4 separate regions of the Mus musculus genome follow, and regions 1, 2 and 4 are each linked to region 3. A link is a loop called in an ENCODE intact Hi-C map of the cell type or tissue named here. Cell type or tissue: heart. All regions are shown on one strand. Links, peaks and the distances in the headings refer to the core of each region. The heading gives the core; the rest is flanking DNA. Region 1 holds the start of 4930503O07Rik (RIKEN cDNA 4930503O07 gene). Region 2 overlaps Mir205hg (Mir205 host gene). Region 3 has its middle 17 kb from the start of Camk1g. Region 4 overlaps Gm31870 (a long non-coding RNA gene).

Region 1 (7,812 bases), core at 1,741-6,740, 840 kb after region 3:
GGATAGAGGCTAGAGAAGTAGCTGAGAGCTCACATCTGTTCCAAAAGTTGCAGGGAGAGAAAGGGTGAAGTGAAAGAAACTAAGCCTGGCATGAGCTTTTGAAACCTCAAAGCTGACACACCTACTCCAGTAAGGTCACACCTACTCCATCAAGCCACACCCTTAATTGTTCCCAAATAGTTCTACTAGCTGGAGACCAAGTATTCAAACACATGAGCCTATGGGGGTCACTCTCATTCAAACCACCATGCTGTCCTTCAAAAGTTCAGTAAGCATGTGGATATGCAGTTCAAGAAGAATTAGTGATTGAGGGCAGAGAAGTCAATTGTAAGGCCCAAGGCACATGGGTAGATAGCCAAGATGTATGGGTAGATGACCATGGTGCACTGGGTCTAGGCTAGCTTTGGCCACAGTAACAAATGACACCCAAATCTCAGAGGCTTAAAGAGAGATGCTATATTTGTAAGTGTTTAGGTTGAGTGTTTTTGTTTTGTTTGTGTTTTGGGAGAGTTAGGTTGAGAAAAAATTCACTATGTAGCTCACATTGATCTCAAACTTGTGATCCTGCCTCAACTGGGATTATTGAGGTATACACATACCTAGGTAACCTAGCTAAGACAGACTTCCTGCTTCTTGTCCAATCTGAATCAAGAAGTGGGATGTTTTGTCAGTCCTGTGCTTGCTTCACTCAAGCTAGCCAAACAGTGGTGATCTTACAGTGGTGAGGAGAAGGAAACCATACACAATTATCCAGCACCACTCCTAATTCTCACAGAGCCCCAAGTTTGGGGGTGAATTAAAAAGAGCATGTTAATGTAAAGCATAGTGACAGACACATGGCAGAAAGTCACTCAACAGTATCTGCTAGCATCTTCTCATCCCTTTGCCAGCGCTGAAGAGTGGGATTTGATCTGAGAGAAGATATGGTGTCACTGTTGGTCAGATGTAGGAGGGTGACTATATATTGAGTGAGCTTTTAAGATTAGTGTCAAATGTTATAAGTTGAGAGAAGTGAAAACAACCTTCACCCTGGAGGTTGTGAAAATATTTTCTTCAAGTGGCTATAAAGACAGTGTATGTCTACAGACTCTCATGGGATTTTGCAGTTCTGGATAAAAGAGAAATCCCCTGGGCAGTGAAACAGGTGAATCCAAGCCACCTACTGTAAAAATCTCTAGGTAAAGCTGTGGCTACCTAAAATTGAATATACAGAGTCGCTGCTGCCTCCTTCCCCAGAAATCTCTTCCTTCTCTTTGCACCTTCATCAACCCAGGCAAATTTGTGGGGTTTCTCTTCTGGATGAGGTAACATGAGATCCTACACTGGGGCCATTACTTACACGATCAGAAACCTTGCCTTCTCATTTGTAAAACAGACACATTCAAATCCAGCTCCTATTAGGTCTCTGTTCAAACCAAGCTTTCAGCTTTCTGAAGAAATCCAGCCATGAACAACAATTATTCCCGTATGTACAAGCTAATCAGAGGATCTTAGAATTTTTAAACCCATTTGTGCATTTTTGGGTTTTATAGGGTTAATTCTACAAAGGGCTAGAATAAAAAGGGAAAAATAAAAATAGAATGCATGTGAATTATGGGAATTATTTTCATATATTTGAAATAGTTAAAAGAGGTGAACTCAACTCAGATTTTGCATTTTGACACCTGGGAAATTCTCTTAAGTCCCTCAGAGGACTCTCGTCCATCTTGGTGAGAAAGAACAAAGGGACAGGTACAAGTTTGCTTGACAGCAATGGTGGTCATTCACACCTAGCTCTAGATCGTGAGCAGGGTCCCCATCACTGAGAAGAGTAGATAACCCAAATTTGTGTTCCCTGAAAGTCTGTAAAGCAAACACAAGCCTAGTAGAGGGAAAATGATCCCACTCTAGACTCCATTTATAGCCACTTCCAACCTTACTCTTCTCTAAGTAACTTTCCTTATGTGTGTCTCCATATTTCTCTCTCCTCTGTCAGTCATAGATAAAACACTAATGCAGACATAACCCTAGCACAGGAACCCCCTGAGGCTGTAATAATCTCTTTCCCACCTAGCGTCCAGTCTTAGAGGTCAAGTCCTTATAGGGAACTTCTCGATAGTTGCACAAGAAGCTTTGGTCTTCTCAACTCTTGGTTTGAGACAGGACTTGAGGAGACTTTTTTACCTGCCTTTTTTGTTGTTGTTTTTAAGAAAAGTAATAATTTATAAAAGGTCACAAAACGTATATAGTCCCACTTGTGAGTTCCCAAAAGAAATTACACAATGTTTCCAGAGAGTCTGGCTTTAGGAAAGTTTTAGAAACAGGCACTGTTCACTGCTGTTCAGAGAATATGGTAAGTTACATCTATTTTCTTAGTTTCTATTTCTTATTTCTGACTTGGATGAAAATGATAGTAACTCTTTCCAAGACCTCTTTAATACAAAGCTTATGGTTAGAACCAAGCTCATTAAACAAATCTTTGTCCAGTGCTGTTCATATTGCCACCCCACATATTTTCAGTTTCTGAAAAACTTAACAAAGAAAATGGAAAATCTATTCTTATTTCACTTTCCTCTTGCTAATTAAGAGGTATTGTTCATTATTATCATTATTTTTAATAGAATACTAGATAGGACTGGAGAGATGACTCAGAGTTCTTGCTCCTTTTGCAAAGAGTCTGTGTTAATTTCCCAGGACCCACATTTGGCAGCTCATACTGCCTGTAATTCTGGCCACAGACGTGCAGTGACTGTCTCCATGAGCACATGTATGTATGTGTCTACACATATACATATACATCATAAACATATGCATATATATATATACATCACATACATATATACAACATACATATACATCATATACATATGCATATACATATACATCATATACATATACACATACACATACACATATACATCATATGCATATACATCATATACATATACATATACGTCATATACATATGCATATACATCTATATCCAGCATACACATTTACATAGCTAAATCTTAAAAGTATGACATACTAAACACAAGTTTTCCAGGAGTTTATCTAGATCATTTCCTCCCACTAATCAATGTTAGAAAAGTGGCAGTTATATTTACTGAGTTAAAACCAAATAGGGAACCTTAAGTTAGAGAAGGAAATAGGTTGAACAGACTTGGCTTCCACCTAGAAATTCTAACAGATCAGGTCCAAAGGCTTTCTAGGATGACAGGACTCTTAGATATAAGACACATGCATATGTTAGGCACAGCATACCCTCCTTGCTGTTCTCGGTGCTTCTCTTAGGTCACAGATGGACTTTTATCACAGTTGTTCTCTCTGCGAAAAATGCCACCTTAGGGTTCCTGCACTTGAGAGTGCAGGAAGTGCAACTGAAGATCAAGTGAAATAGAACAAATAAATGGACTGACTGGAAGGTCCTAACAAAAGCCCTCACAGGTAGTTCTCATCCTGTGTATCTGATGACTCCATGTACCTCTGTGATGCAGATCCTATGAGCATACAGGATGTGACTGCCCAAGATGCCATAGTTGATATGGGAATCTCCCTGAGGGTAGACTGAGGGTAGCTCCTTACATGGCCGGCTGAAGCACTGCTGGAGTGCTAAAGAGAGGTTACTGGCTGAGGAATTAGACACTTACATTGTTGTGTAATAATTGGTGGCATTCATTTTTCATCACGCTGCTCTCCTTTTGAGGAATTCAGATAAACAAGTTAGTTGCCTTTTTCCAGATGCCTCATGGGGTACCAGTGCATCTCTGAGCCCTACAGCGGAACGAAGAAAATGTCAATGTACCAATAAGCAAGAAAGGGTGGTGTCCCTCGTTTTTATGTGTATTTCAGAGTACTTCTGATCCTTGAATAGGGCTTCTGTCGCCGTGGAGATGGGACTCCAGGTTTCTTCCACATTAACTACATGCCCTTTGAGAAGCTTCCTCTGTAAGAATCCAGATGTTCTGTGGCAGCAGAAGTTTTTCAAGGGACGTGCCATCTAGCGGCCGCCATTGTGAAGTGCAGCCTGCCGCTCAGCTGGCCCGTTGCTAAGGGCAGCAGCTGCAGCAGTTCATCTCCCTGTCTGAGGCAGAGAATCATGGGATGTTTACACTGAGAGCGACCTCCAGAGATTTCCTGTCAAGACATCTGCCTCCAACCAGCACGAACAATATGTCTTATGCTTATAGTGTTGTAAAAAAACAGTTACAAATAGTACCACATTTTAATTCTCACACCAGCCCCATGAAAGTTGATGTAATCATTATTTCCGTTTTAAAGATGAAGCTATGATCACTCATAACTTAAGTTTCTTGAGCACAAATCACAATATCTCCCCTTCAAGTCAACCATTTGCTGACCTCAGGAAAATATGTGGGCATTTAGAGACTTAAAAGAGACGTATCTAGTCCATCCTACATCTGAGTTTTTGCTGGAAAATCAGGCCAGTGTTTGGAGCTGAATTTACATAAATAGCTTTGAGTTATGAGCAAGTTTATTCTACCTGAAAATTTATCTCCAAAATTCTCTGTCAATGGACAAATCAAAGGGTCTGTGTGAAGGTCTCAGAAAGAATTGCCATGAGCCAACTATGGAGAGGAGGGGCTGAGTCCAGCAGCTGGGTTGATGAGGCACCTGGGAATACAGGAGAGGAGAGGGTATCAGAACAGGACTTGTAAGAAGAAATTAAGCCAGATATAACGGCGATGTGAAGTCACTGGGCACATCTAAAGTTCCTGCTTTAAATATTCAGCAGTCTTTGGGGAAGGAAATGAATTAGCCAATAGGGCCATCAGACAGCTGAATGAAAAGAGTGTTTGAAAGTAGGGGAGGGGGGGATCCACTATTTACTTACTCAGCAACCATTAGAGACTCTAGTTTCTCACAGAGGTTGAAAGCTCTGTGTCTGAAATCCTCTGACCTACTCTTGTGAGCATACATTTAAGCATGTTTGTGTGTGTCCATGGGGAGGGTGTGTGATCCACATGTCTATGCATATGTGTGGAGGCCAAGGTCAACGCCCTGTGTCTTTAAAGCTCAGGGGCTGTTCACCTTGTATTTTGAGGAATGGTTTTTTCACAGAATCTGGAGCTCATTGATTTGGCTAGCCTGGTTGCCTAGCAAGTATCAGGAATGTCCTTGTCTTTGCCAACCCAGCCCTAGGATTATAGGCCTGCACAGTCAGGGTAAGGTCTAAGTGTTTAGTGACTGAGCCACCTCCCCCCTACCCCCACAATCATGAAACATACTCCAATCTACCTATCATCTACTTCATTTCATCCTCTCAGGTAGATGCTGGAGGACAGTGCTCTCAGCAACCTGTATCATCCCAGGGTAATCTTAGGCTGAGTTGCAATCCTGTGGGATTGAGTTTAGAAAGGGAGATATTGCCATTGGAGGCCTGGACTTGTAGGCTGCAATAGCAATTGGGGATGTTTTTTTTTCAGATATTTGCTTGATAAATAAAAAATATGTATTTATAAAGGAAAAAGCTATATCCATATTTAGGGGGGCTGTAAAAATTGGTTTCTTTGATTGAAGACAGACAGGAATAGGAGTCTTTCTACACAGACATCCTCTCTACTGAGTTCTCTGAAATCATATTCAGAGCTTTTATACATGGAGGTTGGAAAGAGATTTCCCTTCCTCCAATATAGGCTGCCTCTGGTGCCAGATGAGTCCTAGATAGGAAATCAAGCAGGATGTAAGCTCTGTGGTACTGCCTCTAAGAATTGGGAGGGGGTCAGAGAAAGAGGGGACTAGACTGCTCCTGGTGCTGCACTGAGGGATGAGCCGAACAGGTCACATGTGCTGCATCTTCTCAAGCTCATGCCTATGCCTCAGCCTGCTCTTTACCCAAGGAAGACAACAGAGAAGCATTTCTGGGCTCATTCCTACCCCAGATCCCTATCAGGCAATATGTTGAGTTCTTTCCTCATGAATGAATTGCAGTCTGTTTCAGTTCACAAAGATACCCCCTTTTCTACTCAGAATTTAGGAAGTCTGGTAACCTCCACTGTGGGGGAACACACTGTTCCCCAGTCTGTTCTTGAGGGAAATGAAAAGCCAGAAGATTTTCATCTTATGCTGGTCTCCCTCCTCTTGATCTTCGACACTCAGAGGAACCAGGGAGCTCCTTCCCCTGTCAGTCTTCACACAGCACGTTGAGAAGATGTGTTCAGAGCCAGCCAAGATGATAGCACTGTGTTGGTGCTAGACCCCAGATCTGGAGACCCCACACTCATGTGTGCAAGTTGTAGAAGCATGTATGCCTCTATGAACATGGGCAGCAAGATCTCATGTTCATTCACAAACCTTGTTAAAGGGTTGGTTATGAACCAGACATTCTGGGTAAATATTTTTGTGCTTGGGGGACTTTCATGATAGTTCCCAAAAGCTGTTCTTCAATACATCTTATAAAACTTGCAAGACCCCCCCCCCCCCAAGCATGCTGGCGTCTGAACTTACTATTTTTACAGAGACAAATGTGTTTATCTTTCTCCCCATATCACAAAGCACTTCTCTTCAGCTTTAAATCAAACATCTGGCCCACCCTGTCCATAATGCCTTTCCTGATGTTCTCTGCCAAATATTCATGCCAACATATCGACTTTATTTCCAATGCTGCCAGCTTGGTGTTGTGGGAAGAAAATAAATCTAATATGAACCTGTGCACAAATTCATTCTTCACTACTCACTAGATTATTAACCTTGCTTAAGGCCTTTTATTCCAGTTTCCTCACAAGATAAAAGGAATAATGAGGGCATGATGAGACGACCACAAGCCCCCACTTACAGGAGGGGGGGTATGCTGTGTCTTTGGCTGTGTGCCTTTATGCAAATGAGACATAGAGATCCTATGAGCTGGGCAGCAATGGTCCAGAGAAAAATCTCTCTGAAGTCTGGAGTTGTAAGAATAATGAAGTCAAAGGAGGAGGAAGAGTAGAATGGGGGATGGGAGGCAAGGTGAAAAGAGGAAGGAATGGGAGAAAAAGAGGGGGGAGAAACTGCAGTTGGGATGTAAAATTAATTAATTATTAATAAAACACTGCCACCACCACCAACAACAAAAGAATATAGTCTCTGCTCAGCTTTAAACTATGTTGTCTGTTCTGAATGGGAAGATGGGCACATGAGGTAGACAAGGAAAAACAGGAAAAAAAACAAAAGAAAACAAAACAAAAAACCAGTTTGATATGGAGGCCTGTCAGTTTAGACTTAGTACAGAAACAGAAATTCCCATTCCAGCCAGAACTTTCTTAGCAGCCCTGGGAAGTGGAGGCCTGAGAGAAAACTTGTGTGACCATTTAATTCATTACACTGCCCTGAGTCGGGGTGACTCTGGAGACAGCTGATGGCTCCTGAGTATCTGCCAGTAAGAATTTGGCATCAACTTGGGAATCTCTAATGCAAAAGTTCAAGAAACGACTAGAAACTTGTGTAGACATCTTCTTTCCTCAATGAAAATCACATGGTAGGAAACCTGCAGCCCGTCCCTGAGAAGACACTCCTCTAGTGAGAGTCTAGTATGTTCTGGAGGCTATCTTCCTACATACAGGGTCTGAGCAGAGAGTTCTTTCCAGGAAGCTGCCACACAAAGCAGCTTCTGGCTCCTAACAAAGCTGCCCTGTTGGAATGGAAGGCTGGATGCAGACTTCTCTTCCACCAAGGAAAGAAAAATGATATGGGAACAGCTTGGATGGGACGATATTTCAGGCATGGCTAGCTGTTAAAAATGAGCTAATTCAGAAGAGGCACATTTAAATAAATATAATGCAAAGGCACAATGGCACAAGATAATAGTTCTGAACGGGGAATTCTAATGACTGCAAG
Region 2 (7,812 bases), core at 1,913-6,912, 120 kb after region 3:
GTTAAAACGCTGGTCCTCCAGTCCTACCCTGTTTCTTCTTAGTCAGATCTGCATTTTATGAGATTCTAAGGCAGGTAGCAGGTACCCGGCACATAAGTTGGTGGACAGCAAAGTTCAAAATCAGCATTTGGATGGCAAGCAGTAATCTATCAAGCCAGTTGTGGTAGGTATAGGGAAGTTGCTGCCATTGCTGGCACAGGTTTGACTCAGAGCAGGAGCCTGTATCTAATTGCAATAGATAAAGCAACTTGGGTTAAAGCCAGGCCTTCAGGAGGACAAAGGGGAGTGATGTGGGCATCTGAGGTGAGGCCATTAGCAGTTGGATTATAATACAATGTGCTGTAATGGAGCAGTAATGAAATGCAATTGATACAGTTCTGCTATAAAAGGGGCACTGTCTTCATTCAAGCATCCATCCTTCACAGACAGTGTCATGGCATCAGGCACCAGAAAAAGAGCTCTGCTGCAAATGTTCTAGTCTTGCTGCTCTTTGCTCTTCAGGCAAGTGTGTTCTAGCACAGAACTCTTACCAGCCTCAGCTCTCACATGCTATATCAGCTGGACATTTATGCTGCTGGAAGAGACCTGTGGGTGTTATCCTGCTGGCCTCTCTGAAAAGTCTTGGGAACAAATTACAGCTGGGACATGAGCTTCTGCCGTCAGAACCACCAGCCACTGGACACCTTTAAAAAAGATGAATCTTCAGTGAAGCTGATCCTTTGTCGAAGATCCGAAGATTAGCAGTGCTGCTAATCAGGCAGAAGAAACAGATTTACTATAATAGCTTCACAAGGAGTTCACTGACAAACAAAAGAACAAATAAATACATGACTAAAGCAGGAGATTAAATTCCAGGCTTATATACCATTCTAACAAAAGATGCTAGAGTGAAGAGAACAGCAGGACCACCACACAGTACCAACCAACACCCCTCAGGACCAGCACCCCTCAGCATCAGCACCCCTCAGGACCAGCACCCCTCAGCATCAGCACCCCTCAGCACCAACACCACACAACATCAGCACTGCACAGCATCAGCACCACACAGCATCAGCACCACACAGCATCAGCACCCCTCAGTACCAGCACCACACAGCATCAGCACCCCTCAGTACCAGCACCACACAACATCAGCATCCCTCAGCATCAGCACATCTCAGCACCAGCAACACACAGCATCAGCACCCCTCAGCATCAGCACCACACAGCATCAGCATTCCTGAGGATCAGTACCCCTCAGCACCAGCACCACACAGCATCAGCACCCCTCAGTACCAGCACCACACAGCATCAGCACCCCTCAGCACCAGCACCACACAGCATCAGCACCCCTCAGCACCAACACCCCTCAGCATCAGCACCACACAGCATCAACACCCCTCAGCATCAGCAACACACAGCATCAGCACCCCTCAGCACCAACAACACACAGCACCAGCACCCACCAGCACCACACAGCACCAGCACCCCTCAGCACCAGCACCACACAGCATCAGCACCCCTCAGCACCAGCACACCTCAGCATCAGCACCACACAGCATCAGCACCCCTCAGCATCAGCACCCCTCAGCACCAACAACACACAGCATCAGCACCCACCAGCACCATACAGCACCAGCACCCCTTTAGCATCAGCACCACACAGTATCAGTACCCCTCAGCATCAGTGCTCTTCAGCATTAACACCCATCGCATCAGCATCACACTGTATCAGCACCACACATCATCAGCACCATACAGCATCAGCATCACACTGTATCAGCACCACACATCATCAGCACCACACAGCATCAGCACCACACACCACACAGCATCAGCATCCCTCAGCATTAGGACCATGCCTCCCTGATGTTTCAATTGCTATCTTTCACTTTATCATTTCTCTTGATCATTCTAGTTTTCCTATGTGCTCAAAACTTATTTTTAGTAGCCTGTCATCAAAAGTTTATTTTTTAAAAATATTTGTTTCATTTTATTTTATGTATATAAATATTTTGCATAAGTGCCTGCACATGCATGCGTGTGTATGTGTGTGTATGTGCGCGTACGATACCTCCCCTCCCCCTCCCACAACATGTTACATGCTTGATTCTTGTGGAAGTAAAAAGAGGGCACTGCATCCTCAGAAAATGAAATTACAGATAGTTGTGAGCCACCATGTAGGTGCTAGGACCCAAACCTGAATCCTGCAAGAACATTAAGCACTTTTAACTACTGAGCCACCTCTCTGGTCCTGCAGTTTCCCTGTGCTCAGTATTTTCACTTGTCCTCGAGGAAAATCTGAATTAGCAGTCACCCTGGTAAGACAGTTCTTAATTTTTTTATTTGTATAGCACTGGCTTTGAAAAAGAAAAAGACATAATAAATACTCTGAAGCCTTTGTTTCACAGGACACACAGAATGAAGGAGAAGCCTGAAAGGGAAGGCAACAGGAGGAGATGACAAGGATCATGGGAATTATGAATGAGTTACATTGTAATGTTGGTTACATTGTAATGCTGTAATTTAATGTTGGTATCATGAATGTTTTTCTGAGGAGAGTGGCAAACACAGGTGTGCTTCCAAGGACTGAAATTCAGGCCTATTCTACACCAGTGCAGCCTGGTGGCCAACGAGTTTAACTGGGGTTACTTTATAGAAGCATGGGCAACCTATGGGCAGTGAGACCACTTAAGAAAACGATCTCTGTCCTCCCTAACTTCTGTTACCGGTCTGTAAATCCTGGCGGAGGGGTGAGATCCCATGAGCCCCTACTTTAGCAACCATTAAGAACCTATAAATTCTTGATAAAAAGTGCACCCAGCTTTATGTAGTTTCCTTTAGATAATCATCACAGGCTTTGACAGTTCAGAGGATGGTAGGTACATTGAGTTGGGAAAATGGTGTTCCATAGCAGTTGGGTTTCCAGTGAACTGTCTCTGGTTAACTGCTCCATACAGGAGTGGGGAATGGGGTAGGGGAGAGGTACAAGACAAGCTTGTCAAAGGTTTTTGCTTTATACTGAGATAAAAATGGTGGATAGCATTCTTGAGTGCATAGACTCTCCAGATACCTGCTGGCTCTTCTGTGTATGTTAGCCTCTATGTTAGCTTTCCATCATTGAGATAAAAAGCAGGAGAAAGTCCACCTAAAATGGGGAAATGGTCTCACTCTGTTGTTACTGGCTTGAGAGGGTGTGTGTGTGAGTGTGTGTGGGGGGGTAAAGCCACTTACTCCAGAGGAGCTGAGAGATGCAGGGATGGAAGGCAAAGCCTGCCTCCAGGTCTCTCAAATTTTGCTATTAGGCAACACTCTAAAAAGTTCTAGCATTTCCCAGCAGGCCAGCACTGAGGACCAAGTCTCTACACTGGCCTGTGGGGACAATGTAGATCCAAGCCCCAATGCACTGTCTGATTTTCACACCAGCAGAGGGGATGGAGTAATGGTCCCAGTGCCAACTCCAGAACAGAGAGCCAGGCCTGACTTTTAGCTCCACTGTTTACAGGCCGACTTCACGCCAGTCCCTCACCCTCTGTCACCTATAAACCTGAAATGTCAATTGCATCTGCTAATGGCTGGGAGCATTAAATTATGCTATGGACACGAAGCACGAAGCGTCTGGCTCTTCACGGGCCCTTGACATTATTGTCATTATTCCTACTTGACAGATAAGGAAATTGGGTCTCAAAGAGGTTAAGTGGCTGGCCCAGAGTCTGGTGGCTAGATCAAATTGGCACCAGATCTAATCTGACCTCTCTTAACCACTCACATGCTGACTCAGAAGCTTGTGGGTGGCTGCTGGCTACTGCTGGGCACAGCATTACTGAAGCCTACCTCAGTGAGCACCTCTCACCTGGATTCCCTTGGCATGGTCTCCTTCCAGATATTTAGCTTGGAGAGTTCTTTGAACTTGCATCTACTTGCAACACGAGGAGGCAACTGTACCAGTCACCCCATGTATTTGTTCATCTATGGGCTCACTACAGTTGTTCTTAGACACCTGTGTTTCTCAGATATAGTTAAACACAGCAAAAACTGAAGTCACTTTCTGCCACAGGTCATCTTTATTGTTGCTTTGGTGTAGGGTGTGTGTTTACCCCTCCCTGCTGTTTCTCCATGTTAGAGGGTTCACTGCAGTGTAATTCCCCTACTTCCCACCAGGTGTCCCACCCTTCCCTGATATCTGACAATCAACTGGGAAAGGAAGACTTGAAGAGGTGGTAGGAGGTAGGATTGAAGGAAGGGGGAGGGGGTGGGGGAGGTAAAGAGACATCCAGATGCTGCGTCTTATCTGCAGACAAAAGGAAGTGTTTGCCTTGTTCTTCTTTGATGCATAGTCGGATCTCTCCAGAAAGCCTAGAGAAGTCACCTTAATTCAGGGAGCTTCTATTTCTGTTAGGGAATTGGTGTCTGTCTGACCAGTCCCTTTCATCTCTGAGCTGGAGACTGCAATCTACAGTCACAGCATTCTTCTTCAGAGCCCTCATAGCCTCCCCTCCTTTCTGGCGCTCTCCTTCTTCCAGGGTCTGATTTAAAAAAAAAAAAAAAAAAAAAAAAAGACCAGAAGTCCTGGCTTCACCTGCCCTCAATATTCTTTGAGTCAGGAAAGGTCAAAGGCCAGTGTGTGACAGTGGCACTAACTAGTGTTCCTGCAGACATTAACCTAATTTGTCTTCATTTCTTATGTTAGTATGGCAGCAACTCTTCCTCATTCTGAAGCAAGACTGTCATACACTTCTCCCGGGTGTTTTTCCCGCATGCAAGCAGCAAAGTGGGGGATTTGCGCTAGCTGACAAAACTGTAGTGGCTAGAACCTTTACAATTCTAAGAAGTCCTGCACATCCCAGCAGGTGGTGAGCTCTTTCTTACAAGTCATTGGCCCCACCTTCCTTTGTTTTAGAAGATCCTGCACACCTAGGAGAGGCTGGGTCAGGAAAAGGATAGCCTATGGTCTTTCTCTTCAGTATTACCTTTTGTCCTGGGGCTCTCTGGAGCCCCCTCAGCCTCACTGTTGACACTGGATAGTTCCCAAGGCTTAAAGAAACAAGGTGAGCATGGACCTGCAAGCTGGCAGGTTGTTTCTCACTGGGTGATCTGCTGAGGGTAGAGTGTGTTATCTTTATTTACTACCAGCTTCGGCAATGGCAGCATGGGCTGTTTCCCCCTCCCCCCAGCCCCCATTGAAGACCCTGATTCTGTGTCCTGCACCTCATTATGTGCACAGCTTTTAATATCCAGAGAGTTTTTGCTAATATACATTTTCATGTGTACTGGGAACCCAGAGCTCAGACACAATGTATTATTGATAGGATTGTAATTTACTCCTCTTGGGTTGTATCTACAGTGTATACCATTAGCACAAAATATTAAATTACCAATGGTTGTATATATTTGTCTACTCGAATCTGGCTCAATGATATTTGCTTTTCTACTCAATAAAAGACCATGAATACAGAAAGCTGGATAATACTATTTTTGTTGCTGCAGTTGCATGGGAGTTTTGATTACACTATGTATTCAACATTGTGCTGAGCCATGCTTTGCAGCTAGGACAGGACACGTAGAAGACTGGGAGTTTAGATGGGAGGATGGGTGGGCAGTTCTCTCCAGCTCTTGACTCACACTGCTTCCCTGGCAGGCTGCTCTAGTCGAGTGCAAGGGCTTTTGCTTCTACAGGAGGGAATCAGCAATCTGTGCTGCCAGAGGGAGGACAGGGCAGTTCAGATCTCTGCCCGACCTGCAGAGAGCCCCAGGTCACAGCTGAAAATATGAAGCTGGGACTGGAGTGGGATTAAGGTGTGTGATGCAGAACCTTTGGTTATAGTCTCGTGGCCTAGATTACTTTGTAGTTTTTTTCTTCTGCAATCACTACCGGCCACTTTGTTTCTTTTCCCTCCTTGAGCAGAGTTACATAGAAACACAGGTATGTTTCCTTCTCTAGAAAAGAACCCAAGTTGCGGGTTGCCACGTATAAGAATATCACATCATGTCTGCCTGGTGCTTTCTTTGTTCTAGCCTTTGGATTCCTTGCAAAGCTCAAAATAGAGGCATTTACTAGTTAGCTAGCTCGAAACCCAGACTACCATGGTGCTTCAGTCAGATCCACTATGTAATAGTTATGGGTAAACATTTTCTTAATGCCTGTGGGTTGGTCTCCTCATCATTTGTGGGGCTCAGTATACAGAGGTGTGGGCTGAGTTTGACATTCATATTAATAGAAGCAGGAGGGCAAGACATTTATGATAAATGTGTTTTCCTATATTCAGTGTGAGGAACTCATGATTCCCTGGGACAGATGGTCTGGGGAGGTGAAGAGGCCACTGTGGGGCATTCAGAATATAGGGTCTCGGATACCAAAGTGACCTTTATGTTCAGTTCCTAAGAGAAATGGCAGCTATGGGCTCTATTGAGCTTAGCCCAATATGATGCAGGGCATCTTCCAGATCCAGAGGTAGGTTTTGTTTAGTGTCTGGCTTTTTTAAAAAATTAATTAATTAATTAATTTATTTATTTATTTATTTATTTATTTTTGCCAAGTGGCTCCTCAAGCAGACTCCTCCATTGAGGAAGTGTTAATTCCATAAAGTGTTTCTCTGGGCAGGTACTTCATACTAAGTGGACTTCTTTTGGACTTGCGCCTTCAGGCTCAATCCTATGTCTTTTTCTCTAAAGGAGAGATGCGTTGTTTAAGACAAACACAAAAGCAACACAACAGCCAATCAAGTCAACGCCAAATCAATCAAAGCAAACCACGGACCCTGACAGCGAAGTATTTGTCCCTACCCCACCGCAGATTCCTACAAGCCTGAGCACATGTTCTGGTGCAGAGGGACCCAGGAAAAGGCAATTACACTTGGTGAGTGATTAAAGTCGGATCTGGCAGCTTTATGTGTCAAATATGTTTAAATGCATTAACCTTTCCAGAATTTACACTGCCTGCTGAGTTATATCCTGTACGATGTCAGAAAGATCTGAATCTGCCTTCATTTAAATCTTTTTTTTTTACATTTATTTTATTACAATATAAATAGACTTAAATAATCTTAATGGGGATTTCCTCCCCAGTTCTGTAGGTCTTACTGGCACTGTGGAGAGTCTGAGGGCAATAGGGTCCCTGGCTGGTTGCAAATGATGTCCCAGCTACCTGCCTGGAAACCCTAGGGAGAGAGGGAGGCAGGGAGGCAGCAGGACTTCCTTGAGTTTATCTGGGATTTAAGCCTGCAGGGTGCAGGTTTAAGATACTGATAACATAGGGCAGAGAGGCAGGAGGGCGTGTCAGCAGATAGGCAACTTTTAATTTTGCAAGTTACAGAAAAATACACATTTCCGAAGCATTGGTTTTAGGAAGAAAGGCCACACAGCAATCACTGGCAGTGTGCTCTTGCCTGCCACTGCCACCCCTCTGCAAAAGCACACGCTGCAGGTGCTTTTAGTGACTGTATTTTTGCAGAATGCCTCTGTTCAAATGCTGTGCTTCAGTCCACCGCTGGCAGCTCCATGCCTCCTGAGCTTCACTCCACTGAAATCTGGTTGGCATAAGACAGACTCCGGTGGAATGAAGGACAAGAGGACCCATGGATTGTCTGGGGCTGTTTGTCTACTAAGCCTCCTCGTGTAGTGCTGTGTGACCTGAAGGAGACCTTCAGGATCCTGCAACCCCACTCTTACAGGACCTGAATACCTGTATTCATTCATTCAGGACCTGGTGAGGACCTGAATACTCAAACCCTCAAGCATTCATGTTCCCACCTCAGAGTACTCTGGGTGGTATAGCCAATGTTGTGTGTGGGGCTGGACTCTAGGTAGTTTCTTGCCCATGAAGGGCCATCCCAG
Region 3 (7,812 bases), core at 1,404-6,403:
AGTGCAGGACCAGAGCCCTCTGCTGGCCATCTAGAGCTCAGCCAGTGACCTGTTTTTGGACTTCCACTCATTCCAGCAACAAGGGCAAAATACAAGCCCAAGGCCCAGGAACAGGTCCTCTCCCCACATTTATGTTTCCCAATTCCACTTTTCAGTTTAAAAAAATATATTATTGTTGGGTGGGCTTGAGCCACTGATGAGATAGTTTTTACTTGCATTTTCTTTGCAGTTACAGAAGGCTGCCACTGTGGGGCAGGGTACTCCCCGCTTGTGTCTTTGTCTTTCTCTGTGTCTGTATATTCTTTCTCTCCCCCCACCCGTCTGTGAGTGTGAACATGAGAAAGTGTGTGTGCACGTGTGTGAGAGAGTGTATGGGAACATGTGAGAGAGACGGGGTGGGAGACAGAGACAGAGAGAGAGAGAGAGAGAGAGAGAGAGAGAGAGAAAGAGAGGAGGGGTTCACCCTTATGTCTCCTCTCCAGGCAGAGTGAAAGAGAGGTTAGATTTGGGGGAGGATGCCCAGTTTGCAGCGTATCCCCAGGTAGAATCCCCAGGGAAGGGAAAGAGAAAAGGGGGGAGGAAAGGGAGAATGAGAAGGCTCCAGGGCCATCATTTACAGGTGACCTGTGTGACCAGGGAGGCAACTCCTTGGGAAAATTCAAGAAATGTTTTGTGCTCTCTACTTATTGTCTGGTAAATTGCTAGGAATATTATACTTTTGTGGAGAAGGTGACCAGACAATACCTGGAGGGGTCTTCAGCCATTGTTAGGGCGTCAGCAAGACTGTCTCATATGAACTGGATCTCCCTTTAAACAATGACCTGAGTGCAGACACCTTCTCTGTGGAACTGTTCATAATTGCAATATTTGGGTTTATCTAGAAGGTAGACCTGCCTCCTTTGAAAAATTAGAAGTAATTTCACAGGAATGGAACTGGGCAGTGGCCAAAATCATGGTGCTCTCTAGTGCCAGAGGCTGGGTTACAACCCTGTCTCTCTCACTCACTGACTCTGTGATCCAAGCAAGCGACATCTGTGCTGTGCCTTGGTTTCCTCACTTATAAAAGGGTCACCAAGACGGCTCAGCAGAGAAAGGTGCTTGCAGTGCAAACTTGGCAATCCCTGAGACCCGTGTAGAGGTAGAAGGAGAGGACTGATCCCCTAAAGTCCTCTGACTGCCACACGTGACCTTTCCTACCATATACTCAATAGCGATCATGAAATTAAAATGGAGCTGTAAATGGCACTTACCATACAAGGTTGTTTTGAAAGTTAAAACAATACTGAGCACTATTATTAGAAAAGAATAAGCAATAGCTGTCACCTGTAAACATCACCATCATCATCATCACCACCACCACCATCATCACCATCAGAAAATCATCATCATCACCTTAATCATCGCCCTCATCATCTTAACCATCATCATCACTACCATGACTCTCACCATGATCACCATCACGACCACCATCACTACCATTATCATCGACATGAGGCTATGAATCTTTGTGAGAAAACAGATATGAAGAAGTGTGGTGAACAGCCTGTGTCCACCACTGTCCACTTCATCCCTCCCATCAGCACTGAGGGCTCCCACCTGGAGGGTGGACAGTATTGTGCTCATCACTGTGGGCAGGGGATTGCGGTTTGGTGTGACTTCTGCTGGAGACATTAAATATCCCCATAGGATTGGTCACAGGATAGCTAGAAGCCGCCACTGTGAGGAGCCCGACATCTGTTGGCTCGGATTCTCTGGTGTCTGTGTGGAGCAGAGTTACACTGCTGAGGTCGAGTCAGAAGTCAAATTTTCTACAAATACCTCACAAGTTTTTGATCCATCTCAAGTTTGAGAGTGAAAGAGACAGACAGATTGGCAGGGAGTCCTCTTGTCTCAGGTGCCCTATTAAGAGACCTGCATGCACGCAGGCCGGTACTGTTTAAAGCCCGGTGTTCTTCTATACTTCTTCCCATTGGTAAAGAGATTCAGTATCAGTTTACTTGGAATATTTGGCAACCATTTCCTGAAATTGAACATACCACCTGGACATCTGATCAGTAACCGTTAAAGGATGAATCATGTAGCCGGGAAAGACAGTTCAGTGAGTAAGAGTGCTCGACGTGCAAATGTGAGTTCCTGATTTCAGATCCCAGCACCAAGGGGAAGAGCTGAACAAGGCCACCTGTGTGCCTCTAACCCTATGCTGGGGGATGGGGTGGCAGAGACAGGAGGATTACAGGGGTTCACTGGCCACTGGCCTAGTTAACAAACAAAAGCTACAAAACCCATACCCAATACCACATCTTCCTCTGGCCTTAGTGTGAGTATGGGTAGGTACACTCATCCTTGCAACACACACACAGATGCACAGGCTCACATACGCATGCACACACACACACACATGCAGATGTGCATGCTCACATGCACACACACATGCATACACACATGCAGATGCGCATGCTCACATACACACAATGCAGATGCGCATGCTCACATACACATGCATACACACACAGAGATGCACATTCTCACATACACATGCATACACACACATGCAGATGTGCATGCTCACACACACATGCACACACACAGAGATGCACATTCTCATATACACACGCATACACACACATGCAGATGCACATGCTCATATACATACATACACACACGCAGATGCACACGCTCACACACATGCATACACACAGAGATGCACATTTTCACATGCACATGCATACACACACGCAGATGCACACGCTCACATATGCATGCATACACACATGCATACATACACACATGCTGATGCACATGTTCACATACACGTGCATACACACACAGATGCGCATGCCCACATTCACACACATGCAGATGCACATGCCCACATGCACATGCATACACACACACAGAGGGAGAAATGTTTCTAGTTGCTGATGTGTCTGAGTCATTGGCTCATTGCATACTAGTTCACTCCTTGCTTTATCATTGGTCTTAACCCCAAGTCTTAACCCCTGTTTCACCAAGGCAGCTTGGAGCTTTGCTCCACACATATCCCTAGGTCTGTGTTTCCCCAGCAGAGACTCAGCAAACAGCTATTAGAAGACAATGAAGCAGCAAAGACACTGGCTGGCCTGGCACGTTGTCTGGGCTCTGCTGGTCCCAGATGGCGCTCTTTACAGTGTCTGTAAAGTCCTAGGAAATCTGAACAGATTGCTACAACAAAGTGGGGCAAAGGGGAGACAAAGGACAAGGCTGAGAGGAAACAAGTTAACTCAAGCCCTTTGCTGGGCAGAGCGGCTTCAGAGACATGACAACCTGTGGTCAGTAGAGGGCAGTGTTGCCTCAGCGACTATTTTAATAACCACTTGGCCAGGCTCCAGCTGGCTCTCCAGAGCTTTGGCAGGATTGCTGGAATGGACAGAGGCCAGCCGGTCTGTCCATTTGAACAAAAGCAATAAAGAAGATAGACACCTGTGTACTTACCGTCTACATCCCATATTTCCTGTATAAAGCTTTGGCTTTTCTGTCTATCCTTCCTGCTGCTGGGGAGCCCACCCACCTTGGTGGCCACAGCAAGCGATGGGATCTTTGTTTAGTAAAGTATCTCTTTCTTTCTGCACTGTTTTGATTTTAGCTTCTGAGAAAGGGTTTAACTAGATAGCCAAGGCTGTCCTGGAACTTGTGACCCTTCAGGGTCTCCCTGGAGTGCTGGGATTGATTGCAGGGTGCCTCACTGTACCTGGCAGCATCTTTCTGGATGCCCATTATATTCTTGCTGTGAAGATGTGTCCTCCAAGCTTCTGCCTCACTGGCCCTTTCCTTCCTGGCCTCTCCATCTCCCATGTACCTCCCTCTCTGCTCTGCCTCCATATCTGCATGAGAGTGGGTGGTCTGGCTTGTGGGACCAGGTACAAAGCAATAAGGAGAGAGAAGATATGTCCTGTAGGAGCTTCCCATCTCAGGGGGACAAACTCACAGTAGCAGCACCCAGAGGAGCAGAATGGAAGAGTCTCTGCCACACTATGACCAGAGGATGAAGGCAGCTTGGCACAAGGCTCTGCTATTCTCCAGGATTTCCTTAGAGCTTTCTAGAAAACATCTCCTGCACATATCCAAACATCCTGCAAGTATTTCCAAGAGCCATTTCTTTGGTTGTCCTATTTGAGGTTCCTCAGCCCCTCCAAGATGTCTCAGTGATGCCAGACATGGTCCTCCACTTGGGAGGCAAACATCTAAGGCTCTGGGACTTGGTGATGAGCTCTGCAAACACTTGGTTTAACCAGATGCAGGGTGCCCCCTTCCAGGAAGGAGGCCATTTTCTACCACTAGGTTTCTAGAAGCCAGCATGTAGATATGGAAGCAGAGAGGACTGCCACTAGCCAGGCTATGTTGGCATTAGGAGATTAATGAGGCTGCTTCGATGAGGAATGTCTCTTCAGCCAACTGCTGGCAATTAGTCAGAGCTGAGCCTGCTGTGTTCCAGTCTGTCAGCTGGGTCCTGGAGAGAAACACCTCAACAATGGGCTGGCTCAGAAGGAAGGGGACCGGAGCTCAACCCTTACCTCAAGGTAGCAGTATGGGTCTGCACTGACCTTGAACTAAGCCTTCTCAGAACTACCAACCTGACACTGTTTGGAGGAACATCAGATGCTGTCTTTCTGACCTCCCTGCCTTTTCTTGGGGCCACAGTAGGGCTTTTAGAAGATCTCTGTGTTCATGGATCACTTTGAGACTTTGCTCCCAGACCTCCCAGAAGATTGACTATTGGCACTGCTAGACCAGGGACCACTTTGAATAGCAAGGATCTTAGTAGGGAGAGAGGAGGGAGGGAGGAAGAGAAAAAGAGGAATAGAGAGAAAGAGAAAAGGTAGACATATTGTATGTTTTATAAGTGTATTTACATATGTGTGTGTATATGAGTATGTGTGTGTATATATATGAGTGAATGTGTATGTATATATGTGTGAGTGTGTATGAGTGTATGTATGAGTATGTGTGTTTGTGTATGAGTGAGTATGTGTGAGTGTGTGTGAATGTGTGTGTGTGTGCTGGTCCTTCTTTCTCTGTAGAATAGGAATTTCCATTCTTCCTTCTCTGTCTATGAAGTGATGATAAGGACAGGATAGTTAGCACTAGTGTGTGTGTGTGTGTGTGTGTGTGTGTGTGTGTGTAGTCAGGGGTGGGGGTGGACATCATAGAACCTGGGCCTGGGACAGCTTCCTGAATCGCAGGCTATCATGAGGATGGTCCAAAGTGTCCTGAGGGGCAGCGCTGGAGAATCCCCATTTCAGGAAGGCCATGGGGCCTGGTGCTTGCAGCGTTCCCTCCCTGCCACTGAGCTGAGCCCTCATTGGCTCCTTCCCATACTTGCTCTCCTCGAAAGCCTGTCCCTGCTTCCAATCCTCCTTCTGTTACTCCTGCACCTGGTGTGACATGTGGTCATGTTTCTCAAAGTGGAAACTGAGACATCCCTAGCACTGTGCAGGTGATTTGGAACAAGGACATTGGGCTTTTTCTGCACATCTGTCTACAGGCAGAGTCCTGGTCCTCAGTCTGGGTTAGACTGCTGCTCTGAGACAGTCAGCCAGGGTCAACGTGCTGTTTAGCATCCAGATGTTTAGAAATGTCCAGACGGAGTATTTAATGTTTGTGGTTGTTTGTCTGTGTGCACGTGGACACCCGTTAGTGAAAACAAACAGATGGATAAAGAAAGCCTGCATGAGTTATTGAGCATATTGTCTTTATCACACACGGACAGACTTTCTTTTGTTCTTTCCTTCTTCCTGTTGGCATTATTGTGATGATATGCTCTGTAGAGTTGACATAAGCCAGCACTGGCCACACTGTCTGCCCACTCTCCTCAGAGGCTCTTCCGTGGAAACAGTAACTCAGCATAGCTTTCTGGAGCCACAACGTCGGTCATGGTGAACAGAGTCCCAGTCCTCCTCACAGGTCCATCCCCACGCCTACCTACTCACCTACCCACCCTCCCCTCTTCTTTTTACCCCTCCTCTTCTCTCCCTCTCTCCCCTCCTGGGGCCACAGCAGATGCACATTCAGGCACAGATGCAGCAGAAAGCATCTTTTCACAACCCATGCACCCTGTACTGTGGTGGCCCCCTGGTCTTCACCTGTTCTGGCTTAGTTCCCTGGGTGAGTCGGGTGGATACCTGGCTGTAAAGTTGCAGCTGTATGGACCCTGTTTTGTGTGCTTTCCCCTGGACCCTCTCTGGATAATCTCACCTTCCTTCCTGGCTTTATATTCCCCTCACTTCCTTCCCAGGGTGGGAGCGGTGCCTCCTGGGCTCTCTAGTAAAGGCCATTCCGACAAGCAGATCTCCTTCTCAGACTGAAGTGTGAGGCTGGGCAAGGGGAGCTTTGCATGCAGAAATTTGTGGGTGTCTTTTCCTAATCTTCTGAAACTCTAAATGAGTTTCAGAGTCTCCCCATGGCCTGAGAGATCAGCCATACTCATATGAAGTGAAGTGGCCTACCTCTTCTCTCAGTAAGTCCTTCCTTGTATCCCACCCCAGATGGCAGTGGATGGTCAGGGAAGCAGGCTGTTGGTTTAGCTCCTTTGCAGCCATTCTCCCTCCTGGTGGGAGACAGCAGCCTTGAGAAGGGAAGGGCTGTGGCTTTTGGAGCTTAATTAAACGTATTTACAAAGTCTAGGCCCAGTTAGCCAGGGAGGGACAATGAGACAGAAGCCAGCACTGTACTGTAAGATTAATAAACCAATTAAATAAAGACTGTGGTGGCTTGGTGGCCCCACGGGGGCAGGAGGCAGCGTTGACAGCTGCTCCTTTCTGATGATTGCCACACATTTCAGAGGCCCAGACAGCCTGGGCTTTCCTCATTCTGGGAAAGAATACCCCAGGCTCTTGTCCTGTCTAATCTCTCACATGGCTAGTGAAGTTGTTTGCTCAGCCTGCGGGTTGGATGTCATGTTTAGTCAACTGGCAAGAAGAGAAAACAAAAGTGATTTCCTCCCCTGTAATCAAAAATAAAAACAAAAACGGCAGAAAAAAAAATCCCCCGTGTGGGCCCATTTGTCTTCTCGAGGTGTAACATTCCCATAACAGTGCAGAGGCAGGGCAGGGAATTATGGGGGCTCAGGAAACTGTTTGTCTGACAGGAGCCTCCCTGGGGTACCCATCTTCTGCAGATCGACAGTTTCCTCTTGTCTCTTGTTTTCCTTTCATCACGGCTAATGCCCGGTTCTGCTTCTCCCAGAATGGAATTCCTTCTTCTTGCTGGCATTGTTGTGATGACATGCTCGGTAGAGTTGATACAAACCAGCACTGGCCACACTCTCTGCCCACTCTCCTTAGAGGCTCTTCCGTGGAAAGAACACCATAGTGTAGCTTTCGGGTAACGTCTGTCACGGTGAGCGTATTCCCTGATGTGCCCACTGTGCTTGCGTGGCTCTTCTTCCTTATTGCCTGGGGCATGGTGAATAGACACTGGCCCTGATGGAACTAAAACCACAGAATAAGCACGTCAGCTCAGAGAGTGGAAGAGAAGCCTGAAACCCCATTCTTTTCAGACCTAAGCGGTACAGTGGGCACACTCCCACGATTCCATGCACGGAGGAACACGGCAGCTGAGAACCTGCGCCTCCAGAAGCATTATTGTGTGATAGGACTTCTTATGGTTTGGACCTCAACTACACCTCAGGAGTTCCTATGTGAAGGCTTAGTCCCTGATGATGCTATTGAGAAGTGATGGAGATTTACAGAGGAAGTAGGTCAGGGGTCATACCCTTGAAGGTTTATTGGAACTCACACCTGTCTTGTTTCCAGGCCACTCTGTCACACACATTCT
Region 4 (7,812 bases), core at 1,948-6,947, 320 kb after region 3:
ATCTTGCACCCCAGACAACATTTTTGAGAACCAGGAGCATACAAAGAAAGAAAGATGCACCACCTGTGTCTCTGGCTCTCTTATTTCAAATTCACCTGCACTGAATAAGAGACACACTTAAAGGTCTACCCAGGAGTCCTCTGTAGATACATGCAGTGGCCAGGAGTGTCCTCACAGGGCCAGTAGCTCATGATTTGCCTATGGGATGGATGAAGACTGTGGCTCTTTGTTGTGGATGAGCTACACTGGAGACTGAGTAAATAAACCCAGCAGAGGCCCAAGGATGGCCCTCAGTCTTGCAGGCAGACCCTCTCTTCACTCCTGTTGTTTTGTTCTGCTGCCTTCTCATCGTCTTGTACTGACAATAGTCGTAAATAACCGCAGTGCTGTAGAGGAATCATTTTAACAGCAGAGAGTCAAATAAATACATTAGACCTGACAGCTTAACTACGCACAGTCCATTTGGATGTGGTGGCCAGCTGCTCCCAAGGACTGCACTTCCAGGAGCAATCGCAAGAGGTCGCACAGAGCTCACCAGCTGGGCTTCAAACTTAAAGACAGCAGAACCCAGCTAAGGCTGTGTTTTGCTTGTAACTTGTCTGGGAGGTAGAGTTTGCAGGCGATGTGTGCATGTGCATGTGACTGTGTGTGTGTCTGTGTGTCTGTATGTATTTGTGTGTGGTGGTGGTGGTGGTGGTGGTGGTGGTGGTGGTGGTGGTGGTGGTGTGTGTTGAGGCTTGTGCTTCCTTGACCTGTATGGGTCCACAGCAAAACCATAGTCCCAACAACATGCTATCCTTGTGCCATTCTAGCCCCTCACAGGCATCTAGGACCATTCTTTTTCCACATGGGTCTTTAACACTTGTAGCTGACACCCCTGTTTGAGCTGCCATTGCCGGTTCTAGGCCTGCTATCGAATTCCTGGGGTGTTTGTTTTTCCCTTTCTGTATTTAGCACTTAAGGTGCTCTGGTATATGCCACATATTCATGTTGTCCATCCTTTCTGGAGGGCAATGTGCTTTGGGGCCCAAGTTTCCTCAGAGCCAAGCACAGCCCTGGATTTCATCCAAGGCACTGAGTGAGCTCTAGGGTCCCATTTCTAGGCGCTATAGTTCTGGAACCATCATGGGTCAGACACTAATTCACCAACCAGTGTAAAGTAACTGAGTGGGAGGAGCAGGGTGTTGTAATATGGCTATTCTCCCACAGCCCCTCACAGCCCTAATGGAAGGCAGGCAGGTCTGTGGATAGCAGTTCTACTGTGGATTCTATTTTCAACCTAAAGAAATAAGGGCAGCTGGAGGCTCAGGCCAGCCCAAGCCCTCTATCTAGCACAGTGGGACTAGAGCAGGGAGGATGTGTGATCTGCTGCTGCTGTGCCCAGGGCTGAGAGTTCAGAAGCAGTCAGCTCACTGTCCCTGAGCTCTGATGCCAATATGGGTTTGCTCTCTTCTTACTTATCTTCCTGGATTCTGAGTATCAAACTCCTATTCACATAAACTTGGTTTCAGACTCTTTAGAACCACCAGAGTAGTTGCTACAAAGCTGTCTTTTCTTCAGAGCTTGATTAAAGGGGATGCATTTTAGGAACAGTTAGTAGCTGTCTTTGGATCTGTGATCACAAGAATACTTCATGTTCTCTAAAGGGAGTTTAGACTATAGCGGGTCAGACACCAGAAAACACTTTCTGACATTGAAGTTATTAGATGCTCTGATGAATACCATGCAGACGCTTGCCTTTCTCTAAGGACCACATGGCATTACAACATGTTCTTGTGTCCTCAGAGCTGTAAACATCTCCCTACCATCATGAATTGGGGCCAGGGAGGAGGAGCCATGCACAGGACTGCCTACTCTCTACCATATGGTGCCTGATGGGTGCTGGCCATTTATGTGCAGGCTGCAGGGAAGTAGCCATGTTAAAAACATCCCTCTAACAAATCTGATCCGAGAAGATTCCAGTATTGTCCAACCCCATGGCCTCAGTAGAATGTTCCAGAGTGGACACAGCATGAAACCTCTGTTCATCCAAGAATTCCCAGCAGGCATTTTGTCTCTGAAATTGGGTTCCTGCATAGTCATATTGTTTTGACAACCATGTTTCTCAGATTATAGATGAGAAAACCAGAGGAGAAAGTCTTTAACATACATGCTGGGGTATGATGGGGAAATAAGGAAGAGGGAGAGGGGAGGGAGGGAGGGACAGAGAGAGGGAAAGAAGATGAAAACTGCGTCTAAAGTGGAAGAGTCAGTGCCGTGGCTCCCGAGTCACTGACACTGGACAGGTCCTGGCTTCTGGCTGTTTTCACCCTTGCTGTAACTCTCACCTTCAGTTTCCCGAGAGGCTTTCCTGCTTTTAGAATTAGTGCCCTGAAGCCCTTACCCCTTCAGCCCAAGGTCCCACAGGTCACAATGACATGAGATCCAGAGGCAAGGCTGGTTAAGATAGGAAACAGTGAACAGCAGGACACCCCTGCCTAGCCTCCCCAGCCCCCCCTTCCACTATGCATCACAACTGGTCAGCACCATCAGCAGCTCAGTTTCTGATGCACACTGCATCTGAACATGTTCTGTCTGCCCTGTATTCTGCAAAGCTACTTTGCCTTCTTCAGACTCGTGTGAGATCTCCATCTGTGAAACTGTCATCCGTGGTCAGGGCGTATGCGTTTGTACCCGTAGCCTGTGCTCAGTCCTCTTAGAACATGCACCTGCCGTCACCTTTGTGTCCTCAACTCCAGACACACGTCAAGGACAGATCTGAGGTCTGTGCAAAGTTGTAGACTCAGGACTCTGCCCTACCCAGAACAGGGAAGTATATCCTGAAATTGTCCTTGTGGCCACTGGCTCCCAGAGGACAGGTCGGTGATAAGGTGACAGACAAAAGGATGTGTTGACCACAGGGTTGAATAGGACAAGGATAGTGTCTTTCCCCTTTAACCTTGCCCTGCATTCCAACATGTGCACCCCCCACATCAGCCCCTACTCCCCTTTCTTCCTTTCTCCTGCAGCCCATACCCTTTCCTGGTTTTTGGCACTGGCTCACACTTCAGCATCTCATGAACTGTTACATTCAGAGTCCCCTCCCAGTGCTTATGGCCAGGAAGACCCTTTAACTCCATGGCAAAAGAGAAAGAGGAAAAAGAATTAAAGAGGGAGAGGAGAGAAAAGGCTTGAGAAAAGCAATATCCAGTTTCAGCATTTTGTTCCAGGCCACGGGTACAGTTTGTGTGTTCTGTACATGTCTGCTTCCTTGTGGGAGTTTCATAAATTGATGATGATAACAGCGTATTTCTTTTAAGTCCTTAGACATTCAGTCTTTATTGCTTTCTGAAGTCTGCTTGGGGCACAGATGAAATGAGGCTGTGGAGATTTTGCTGTCTGCTCTGCGAGCTTCCTTGCAGAATTTGCACTCACTAGGCACCTTGTGTTCTGAGGTAGTAGGTCATGCTGCCGGAAGCACCTGAGGCTAGCACTGGGAGGTTCAGGACATATGGTTCCAGGGAGACAGACAGAACAGGCTCACCTTAGTGCCAGACACAGGGAACTGGACTAAAGTTCATTTCAGGGGTTTTTGGGGGGGGGGGCATTCACAGTTTCAGAAAATCTCCACTGACACTTAGAATTGTCTTCGAAAATTATACAAAATTAATTTCCTTCCCAGCTCTACAGTTAAGTGTAAGTAACACAAATAGCAGGGTTTTGAATGTAAGAGTCATAACTTTCACCTGATCTGTTTAATTACTGTCACACAATGGATCACCCCAGCCCCACTTGTTAGCTGAGAAGTAGTCCCAACATCAGTGTGCTGATGGACACTTCCTCTCTGAGCTAACGCATGGTGGGCCTTAACGCTGATTTCACGAAATAGAAATGTGTGTATTTTGGAGTTCTCATCAGAAAACAATGAATTCTGCAGTATATCATTACCTGCCTACGGAAGACAGGCACTGAACTCCATCCATGCTGGGTGAAAATCCTTTACTATTAAAAGGAACCAGCTCTTTTCAGCCTGAGTTCTAACACCAGGAGGCAAATGAAAATAATCTCAGACAAGTGGGTTTTCAGTTCATCTCGCCAGCCTCAACCCACCAAATTACTAGCCCAGTCCTCACTCACATCCTCACACACTCCTCTTCCTGGAGGGTGACTTGGGATGTGCTGGTTTTGCACAAAGAGCCAGATAGTCTGATTCTTTTTAGTATGAACAGTCTAGACTCCCACAGGGTGTGCCAATCACAGCAAAGCTGTGCCTGTGATTCAAGCCCAACAGCCTTGGCCTTTCAGCTGTCACAGCGTCAGGTCCCAAGGAGCCTGAACTGGGGGCATGCCTGTCGCTTGTTGAGTACCTTAAAATACTGCCCTGTCTCAGAGGCTCATGTGCGCTGTTTTCATTTACAGGGGATGCAAGGGGGCCGTTAGGACAAGACTCTGCGTGCATGGCTCGGTGAGTTCAAGTCCGATCATGCATGCAAAAAAGCCCCCTCCCAACATGCTGGAGACACTGGGCTTGCATGATTAGCAAAGCCATTATGAATCCTCCGAAAGGCAGGCATTTCAGCCGTGTGCTTGCACACGGCGCAAGCTGGGATTGAAATAGGGAATGAACTGGAGATTTACTGATTTTATTATCAGAATGAACGCACAGAGACAGGGGACTGTTTACTACCATGGTTAATATCTTATTTTGAATTCCCGGTCGCAGTGTGCGCCACCTAGTGGCAGGAGAGCAAATATGCAAGTCCCTTAAGTGTCAGTAAATGGAGATTAGGGTGATTGGCCTTGAGTCCCAGGTAACAAGTGGGCAAGAGTTGGTTAATACACCCTTGCCAGGCCATTGACCTGATCTCAGGCCCTATCTCAACCCACACTGGCAGTGCTCCCGTGAAAATCATGGGCTCAGTGGGCCACACTGACTTTAAGAATAACAGAGACAACCTGGGTAGTGATTTGATAGTTGTAATCAGAATGCTAGATTGTTCTCCCTGCTTCCTTTCTGGCCCTGATTACTAAACACCAGAGAGTGGAGGAGAGAGAAAGATGCCTAGGCTACAAACATCCTGACTCTTTGCTGTTCTTGTCTCCCCAGACTGGAGCTCCTTGGAGAGGGCCACCCTGCTGGTCTCTCCCAGGCCTCAGTCCCCCATAAACTTAGCTGTGGCCTATTACTCTCCCTCTCTTCTCTGCTTGATACTCAATGTTGGCTTCTGAGAAATGTTTTAATGATTACTTGTGACCTAGGAAGGAGTGTTTGGTGCTTGTGCCTGGTTCAGGCACAGAGGAACCTTTGAAAAACTTGGCTACTGGGGGCTACCTGGACAGCTTATGATGGTGCAGGTATGGAACCTCCAGCCTCATCCTCCCATGATCCAGTGGGCTGTGCGTACCTGTCAGGTGACATCTTAGAAAGGCTATGGTAAGCAAGTACATTTTCTGGAGATAGCTCACTGTTTTGCATGGCTACAATGGGTGAGCTCTGAGAACGCAGGATTCTTAGAGACTTTGTCCCAGGATTGCTTCTTGCTGCTGATGTGCCTTTCCTGTCACTATTACATAGCCTAATGATTCCTGGGCATCAGCCCACCATATTAGGCAAATTTCCTTCAGATCAACATGAAGATGAACTTTCACGAATTAGTGCATTTTAGATTAACTAATGACTTTATAACATTCCTGATTTGATTCAAATAATTTTAAGAAAAGAGTTTAAGGAGATGATTTTAGTTGTTTTGCCAAAGAGACTTAATAAAAGTTAGAATCAAGCCAGGCCTGGTGGCACATGCCTTTAAATCCCAGCATTCGGGAGGCAGAGGCAGGCGGATTTCTGAGGTCAAGGCCAGTCTGGTCTACAAAGTGAGTTCCAGGACAGCCAGGGCTATACAGAGAAACCCTGTCTCAGAAAAATAAAAAGTTAGAATCAAGATTAGAATGTGCCCCCTCCTCACAGAATAGAAAGTAAAGGCTGCATAATAAGGAATATAATGAGCTTTCACAATTACACTAAAAGGGGAAATAATAGTCTTGGGACAGATTTGTGATCAAGGAAAAATCATTCATTCTAGGTCAGGTCCAAGGATGAGGCTACAGGTGTGCACTATGAAAAAGCAAGGTCATGTGAAACTGTTGCTTTGAACTTATAATGAGCTTATAGAATGAAACACTGCTTTGAGCTTACTATCCACATCTTTCTGTAACTCCCCTTTTGTGTAACATTTCATCTATAAGGTAAGTTTATAAGGAACTTTTGTCTAAAAAGGTATACGAAGGCTGAAAATAAATAAAGTGTGGCATTCGGAACTCAGCCCTATCCACCAAATGTATATGTCTGTATTTACATACATATCTGTGTAGTTATATGTGTATGTATGTAAGTATGCATGAACATTTGTGGAATTGTTGAGACAGGTGTTGGGCCTGACCCGTGTGTATGTGTGTGTGTGTGTGTGTGTGTGTGTGTGTCTATGTGTGTGCTGAATCCTCCCTTTCTTCCTCTTCTTTTCTCTCTGGCTCACAATGAGTTAATGAACTTCAAGCCTCTCTTCTGGCCCTGGGGCCCTTGAGCTACAGAGAAACTAAGCCTTTTTTCTAATCCCCCTGCTGCTATCAGCTTGAGTCAAATTACCAGAAGTAAGCAGCTTTTAGCCACAGAATAGCAAGAAAGAGTTAAATCTCCAGAGGCCATCAGCTTCTGACCCCCAGAACAGTAAGAGAGAGGTACAAGGCCAGAGATCACCAGCCTTTGGCCTTCATCTGACACTGTGTCTCACCTCAGTACCTGTACTTAAAGGCCAGGGCTGGTCTCTGGGCATTTAACCAGATCTCCATGGAAACCTCAGACACGGTCAGCCTGACTAGGCTACTGAACTGTTGTCCATTTGATAGGTGGATGACTCAGCTGGGCTCTTGGTGCTTGTCTGGAATTCACTGTAGGGTGCTCTTCATTGCACCATTTACACTGCCCTTTGTTATAGAGTGCTTTGTAATTACAAACTTTATAGCTATGCTATAACTCGGAGAAATCACAGAGTGGTTGTAAGCATCTCCCCCTTCATATCTGATTAGTTAGAGGTATGGGCACTCCACGGAGCTGCTTGTGGTATCCCAAGTGGGAAGGATACAAAGCCACAGGGCAGATCTGAAGTGGCGCTCATTCCCTATACAATGGCATGTACACTAACTCTTTGGAATTGATCTCTAGGTTGCAATGGGTTAGTAGCTAGTGTCCAGATAATTAAAAAGCTGATTGGCTTGGGAAACCAAACCAAACCAAACCAAACCAAACCAAAACACCCTGTTGATTTATATCATACATATTATGAGCAAAAGGAACATACCATTGGAAACAACCAAAACAGCCTGATGCAAGTATGGATTTGTTTAAATATTTAAAATCCTCCTAAGCTGTCCTGACAAAGCATAGCTCTTGCTCCAATGGGAGTAAGAGACAGTTTATTCTGAACCAAACACATTGATTGTGATGATGGACCAAGAACACGGGGTCCTGATTTCCAAATGGCTTGCTTTGTGGTGGGAGAGATTGCACAAACTTTATATAATCACAGAACCAGAAGAAGCCTGAAGTTACAAGGTTTACAAGCTCATGGTGAGGGTGCCAGGCAGGCCGGTGACAGCTGGGCAGTCTCTTCTCTAGGCTTCTTGTTGTCTCTAGGCTTGGTGAAAGATAGAGGTCTGCTAAGTCCTACATTCCAAGTGTCTACCTAGTCATCAAAGAGATGGGCAGATACAGAGGCTCGTAGTGGCTGTGAAGGAGACTGAGGACAGCCCAAGGCGACTCCATCTCTCCAGTGTCACACA

The links. A loop is a pair of places that touch in the nucleus more often than their neighbours do. Peaks named below come from ENCODE experiments on the same cell type or tissue, not always from the same donor. Only the 100,000 strongest peaks of a DNase experiment are listed, where the experiment ranks them.
Region 1: it touches region 3 in a loop (16-fold over the local background); 8 of 42 quality-filtered maps call a loop at or near these places.
Region 2: it touches region 3 in a loop (7-fold over the local background); 4 of 42 quality-filtered maps call a loop at or near these places.
Region 4: it touches region 3 in a loop (10-fold over the local background); 15 of 42 quality-filtered maps call a loop at or near these places.

What each region holds. Positions count from the first base shown.
Region 1 is chr1:194,219,186-194,226,997 of GRCm38, forward strand. It overlaps 4930503O07Rik (RIKEN cDNA 4930503O07 gene), which reads right to left and starts at 3,574. Exons shown (of 3, transcript NR_040477.1): 1 at 3,244-3,574. In heart, for the core only: no CTCF peak of the experiment used is centred there; a DNase peak (open chromatin) is centred at 3,976.
Region 2 is chr1:193,499,983-193,507,794 of GRCm38, forward strand. Mir205hg (Mir205 host gene) reads right to left here. Exons shown (of 3, transcript NR_166150.1): 3 at 6,478-6,645. It overlaps Mir205 (microRNA 205), which reads right to left and starts at 7,548; the gene lies at 7,481-7,548. In heart, for the core only: CTCF peaks have their summits at 4,125 and 4,324; no DNase peak of the experiment used is centred there; H3K27me3 peaks cover 691 bases.
Region 3 is chr1:193,383,000-193,390,811 of GRCm38, forward strand. No RefSeq gene overlaps it. Among named protein-coding and RNA genes, the nearest start is that of Camk1g, 17 kb to the left of the region's middle. In heart, for the core only: a CTCF peak has its summit at 3,317 (motif pointing right); a DNase peak (open chromatin) is centred at 3,332; H3K27ac peaks cover 1,631 bases.
Region 4 is chr1:193,698,559-193,706,370 of GRCm38, forward strand. Gm31870 (a long non-coding RNA gene) reads left to right here. Exons shown (of 4, transcript XR_001779912.1): 3 at 4,399-4,444. Among named protein-coding and RNA genes, the nearest start is that of Gm31870, 47 kb to the left of the region's middle. In heart, for the core only: a CTCF peak has its summit at 4,717 (motif pointing left); no DNase peak of the experiment used is centred there; H3K27me3 peaks cover 285 bases.